2 separate regions of the Homo sapiens genome follow, and region 1 is linked to region 2. The links are chromatin loops, found by intact Hi-C in ENCODE. Cell type or tissue: GM12878. All regions are shown on one strand.

Evidence for each region. Peaks named below come from ENCODE experiments on the same cell type or tissue, not always from the same donor. Only the 100,000 strongest peaks of a DNase experiment are listed, where the experiment ranks them.
Region 1: a loop joins it to region 2, with 2.0 times the contacts of the local background. A loop is called at or near these places in 3 of 110 quality-filtered maps.

What each region holds. Positions count from the first base shown.
Region 1 is chr21:42,237,268-42,239,767 of GRCh38, forward strand. The region is part of intron 2 of ABCG1 (ATP binding cassette subfamily G member 1); the gene reads left to right. Among named protein-coding and RNA genes, the nearest start is that of ABCG1, 19 kb to the left of the region's middle. RefSeq lists an enhancer at 2-51. In GM12878, no CTCF peak of the experiment used is centred here; a DNase peak (open chromatin) is centred at 1,064; H3K27ac peaks cover 1,254 bases.
Region 2 is chr21:42,284,770-42,287,269 of GRCh38, forward strand. It overlaps ABCG1 (ATP binding cassette subfamily G member 1), which reads left to right. Exons shown (of 15, transcript NM_016818.3): 8 at 1,111-1,225. Among named protein-coding and RNA genes, the nearest start is that of TFF3, 29 kb to the right of the region's middle. RefSeq lists an enhancer at 1,471-1,520 and a silencer at 1,851-1,900. In GM12878, no CTCF peak of the experiment used is centred here; DNase peaks (open chromatin) are centred at 1,312 and 1,472; H3K4me3 peaks cover 1,074 bases; H3K27ac peaks cover 532 bases.

The DNA.
Region 1 (2,500 bases), 48 kb before region 2:
CTCTCTTGGAGCCCTTTTTCTCTCCCAGCCCTGCGTCTCCGCAGCCACTCCCCATGGGCTAGCCAGGCTGAACTGCCAGTCATTCTAGCATTTGTGCTTTCTTTGGGCCACTCTCTCTACCAAGAACCCACCTCATCTCCCCAGGCTAGGGGAAGCCTTCCTTCATTCACCCTTAACCCTGTGGCCAGGAGAGTCTTTCTTGGTTACTCTTCGTACTCCTCTGCCCCTACGATCATGGGATTATGGCACTCAGCATGGGATTTTGTGCTTCTCTTCTGAGCTTCCAAAATTACCCCTGCGTCTCAGCTGCCCAGCCAGTGCCTGGCTCAGAGCTGGCATGCAAATGAATGAATGGAATCACAAAAAGCTAAATCACAGTAGAAGAGCCTATACTTTTACCCTCAAAGACAGCTTGGTAGAGAGGAGAAGTAGAGAGGAAAACCAAGAGCCTTGAGATGCTGGGCTGTTTTGATCTTCCCTTGCTGTGTCAAACCCATGAGCCACCTCTGACTAAGCTTCACGCAGGTGGTTTCTGAGGGCTGTTTCTTTGGCCGCACAGCACCGTGGATGGACAGAGGGGTGGCTGGGGAATGGTAAGAGCCTGGATTCTGGGTCAAGCAGCCTACTCTTGAATGCCAGCTCCACCTCTTCTTAACCATGTGACCCTGGGCCTCAGTTTTTGCATCTGCAGAACAGGGCTGATCCAAGTGCCAAACTCAGGATTGGAGTGAGGAATAGCAGAGGTCATCACTACAGCCAGGGCTGGCACACAATAGTGCTCAAGGTATTTTAATGTTACAGGTCAAATTTTGCTAAAAATTGATTTTCGTGTTCCTGGTTTCATGAAGGCAAATACTCCTCTTTCTAATAATAATAGTATTAGCTTGGTATTTATTAGTCTGTGAGCAGTAACTTACTCTGTCTTCACAGCAACCCTGCGGTCAGGTTTTCTACCCATTCTTTTTGAGGGAGGAAGATGCTGTGGCCGGAAGCAGTGAGGGCCTTTGCTTGGGCATCACAGAGAGTGCCATCTCTTACACAAAATGGGGATTTCGAATCTCAACACTCTGAGCTCTGTGCTTTCCCCCAAGACAGGCTACATGCTCCCTGGAGTTGTCCTCCAAGAGAATCTTTGTATGGTTCCTTTTCTGAGACTTCTGGTTTCTTCCTCATGGCTCATATTATGACTAATTTCAGACGCGTTAAATCCCTCTATCTTGAGACTTGTGTACTTGCGTGTACAAGACAGGTAACAGTCTTATTATTTCTGAGAGATCTCTCAAGTACTTTCAGATCGCTGGATGACAAGCTTTGCATCTTTGAACTATTTATATTTCAGTATCTACATTTGTGAGTTACTGGATGGAAATTTCCACCATTCAAACAAAGCTTGGCAAGCAACATTACACTTCAGAATTTGGCTCACGGGCGAGGTTGATGCAGGTTATCTTAGGAGGATGTGAGATGTTATCAGCTCCTGCGTGTTTTAGTCTTGTGGCTAGATGGTCATGACTGAAAATTGAGGATGTTGTGCCCACTGCTCTGGTTGGCAGCTCGTGGCAGGGAGAGGTGGCAGCAGCTCTGGGGTTGGTGGGAGCCACAGTCTCACACCTATTGGCAGGTCGTGAACATTGTTCTTGGATTTGCAAATATTTAATGTAAATCCATTAATGTTGTAGCTTTATAGAAAATGCACTTACTCTCCTTTGTGGTAATTCTAAATTAATATGTAACAAGGAGGTTAAGATGAATTGAACTATATGTGGAGCTTAGTTAAAATTTTCTTTCTCCCGCTATTTCTTTCAAAAAAATGATTCCAGGTGTAGTACTTGTTAGCAAAATGCCCTCAGTAAAGGAGGAGGCAGTATAGGATAGAGCTCAGGAATGTGGGCTCCACAGTAAGAGAGTCTGGGTTCAGAATTGGCTCCACCGCCTACTAGCAGGGCAACTGGGTGACTTACCCCTCCTGTGAAAAGGAAATATTAATAATAAAAATATCCATCTTATTAGATCAAATAGCTTGATACCTGTGAAGCACTGTGACCAGCTTGTGGCACTTAATAAACCATGGCTACCCTTCTTATATGTGATGTAATAAAATCATAATAGCTTAGAATCACTAAGATGGATCAAAGCCTTTTAGTTCTCATTCTAAATGTGAAGTGTGGCTTGATACCTTAGGCTTTAGAAATGAAAGGGAAAGAGCAAGGGTATAGTTGGTGGCCACTGTTGATTTAGTGTTTCCTAGGCGCCGGGCAGTGTGCTCAGAGCCTCACACCTATGTGCTCCCATGAGCCTCATTGCTGCCCTTTGAGAGTGGAGGGGCAAGGGGAGGTGTAGGGGCCTGGTCCGGGGTCACAGGGCTGTAAGTAGCAGAGCCAAGAGGTGACCCAGGTAGCTGCTTCCAGAGCCCCACACTGGTCCCCTGGCTGGGCTACATCTTACCTTTGTGTGTCTTTGGTGACCCATGCTCCTAGAGCCAGCTTCCGGTTGGGGCAGA
Region 2 (2,500 bases):
TCTGTTAGCTCGTGGGGCGTCTTCATGACACCAAACCCTGGGTACCCACAGCCTTCTGTTAGCTCATGGGGCATCTTCATGACACCAAACCCTGGGTACCCACAGCCTTCTGTTACCTCGTGGGATGTCTTCATGACATCAAACCCTGGGTACCCATGGCCTTCTGTTAGCTCGTGGGGTGTCTTCATTTTTGAGAGCGTTTAAGTGCCAGGTTTTGTGAGACTTGTGGAACCACAGGCAGCGAAGGGGGCTGGGGAGTGGAAGCTGGTGAGCAGAGTCCTCTCTCTGTCCTGGTGGTCGGTCATGGGATCCTGGGTGTCACCAGCATTGTAGAACTTCATCACCTCCCCTGTTAAAATGGGGGGAGGGGGGACACTTGTTTTCCAGAATTAATAACAGGTTACAGCATTTGCACAGTATCATTTGGTTTATAAATCTTAGGTTTTGGCCAGGCACAGTGGCTGTCCCCTGTAATCCCAGCACTTTGGGAGGCTGAGGTGGGCAGATCACTTAAGCTCAGGAGTTGAAGAACAACCTGAGCAACATGGTAAAACCCTGTCTCTACAAAAGAAAAAAAAATACAAAAATTATCCCGGTGTGGTGGCACACTCCTATAGTCCCAGCTACTGGGGAGGCTGATGTGGGAGGATCACCTGAGCCCAGGAGGTGGAGGCTGCACTGAGCCAAGATCGTGCCACTGCACTCCAGCCTGGGCAACAGAGCAAGACCCTGTATCAAAAAAAAAAAAAGATGAACAAACAAAAAAACTTAGGTTTTGATATTAGTCTAAGCAAAAATAGTCACAAAGGGATAAAATGTGTATAGCTCCAAAATTTTTTCTGAGCAGGGGGTTAGCATGAAAAATAAACAGCAAGCAATATAGTCAAATCATCCTGGCCGTGCGATATTCTTCCCTGGCTTATCGTGGCTTTCCCTTCAGATGTTAATAGGGCCCTTGGGGGTGATGTAAAGCTCTCAGGAGAGGAAGTGGCTGATCGCTGGGCTGACTGATTGATCGGTTGATTGATTGGTTGATTGATTGATTGAGGGCTCCGGTTGCCTTCCGAGGAAGGCAGGGCTTGATCCCTTTTTCTCCTTCCTTTTTTCCAGCTTTACGTCCTGAGTCAAGGACAATGTGTGTACCGGGGAAAAGTCTGCAATCTTGTGCCATATTTGAGGGATTTGGGTCTGAACTGCCCAACCTACCACAACCCAGCAGATTTTGGTAAGCGGAGTCCTGAGCAGCTCGGGGGACAGAAAGGGGATTTTCCTCCTCTGTGGGTCTCACTTTTAGCTGACGCCCCCAACTCAGAAACCACTTGACTACCACAAATAGCTCAAGTGTCATCCAGTTATAAAACGTTTAAAGAACAAAAAAATTAGGTTTCATTTCCTCTAGACTCTAGGTAAAATCATCTGGCCAGCCTGTCTCTGCCTCTCTCCTGTCTCCATGTCCTAATCACCTCCTCTCCTGAGGACAGCAGTCATTGGATTCAGGGCCCACCCTAAGTCCAGGATGATTCATCTCAAGATCCTAATTACCTCTGCAAAGATGCTTTTTCAAATAAGGGTGCATAGTGACAGTCCAGGTGGACTTCCCTCCTCCTTCGCCTTCCAGCCATCAGTCTTAATCTGTCGTTTTTCTTTAAAATATTTGATTCATGCAATTCCCAGGACTCCGTATTTTCTACCACACTATTTCCCAAATTGTGTTCCATGAGACATTGTTCACGGACGTGCCTCTCACTCACAAGGAGTAGGCTGTGATGGAGAGGAGACAGGGCGAGGGTTGCAGGGAGTGTGGTTTAAGGTGGGACGGGAGCCCCAGGAGGGTTGTGGTTCTGGTTTCGTGCTCGCTCACAAGGAAGAGTAACAGATCAGTAACGGGTCACTAACGGATGCTGCTGAGTGGGGCAGGGGAGGTGAGGTCTGAAGCCTGCATGGAGGTGAGAACCTGGAGGGAAGGGCGGGCAGGAAGGAGAGGAAACACGGTGCGTGGGGATGCAGAGAGGTCCTGGAGAGATGAGGGCATTCCCTTCTGGGGATTTCATTTCCTCAATGTCGTCTGACCAGAGAGCGGGAGGTGAGGGGAGTGTGGCCCACTGTTGAGGGTGTGGGTGACCAGAGGGGCCTGGAAACATTGCCTGGCAGTGCTGTAGGCTCGTTTGGAGCCCTTGAGGATGACTTTCCGGTGGGGCCAATGTGTCCTGGTTTGTGGCTTCATCTAGGAGGTGTGGTGGCCTCCGTACCAGCTGGGAGGAAGCGGGTAGCTGGCTCTGCCAGAGGGAAGTGCGGAAAAGGTAAGGGTGTTGGGGAGCTTTGGGCCTTAGCAAGAACGTTACTGGAGTGGGAGGCAAGGCATCGCACAGGGAGGACACAGAGGCAGGAGAGGGCAGAGGGGTTGGGAGAAAGCAGATGTAGGCAGAGGGAAGGAGGCCAGTCACCACGGGAGTGTGGAAGGAGTTGCAGGCTGCAGAGGAAGTCCAGGTGGAGGGAGACC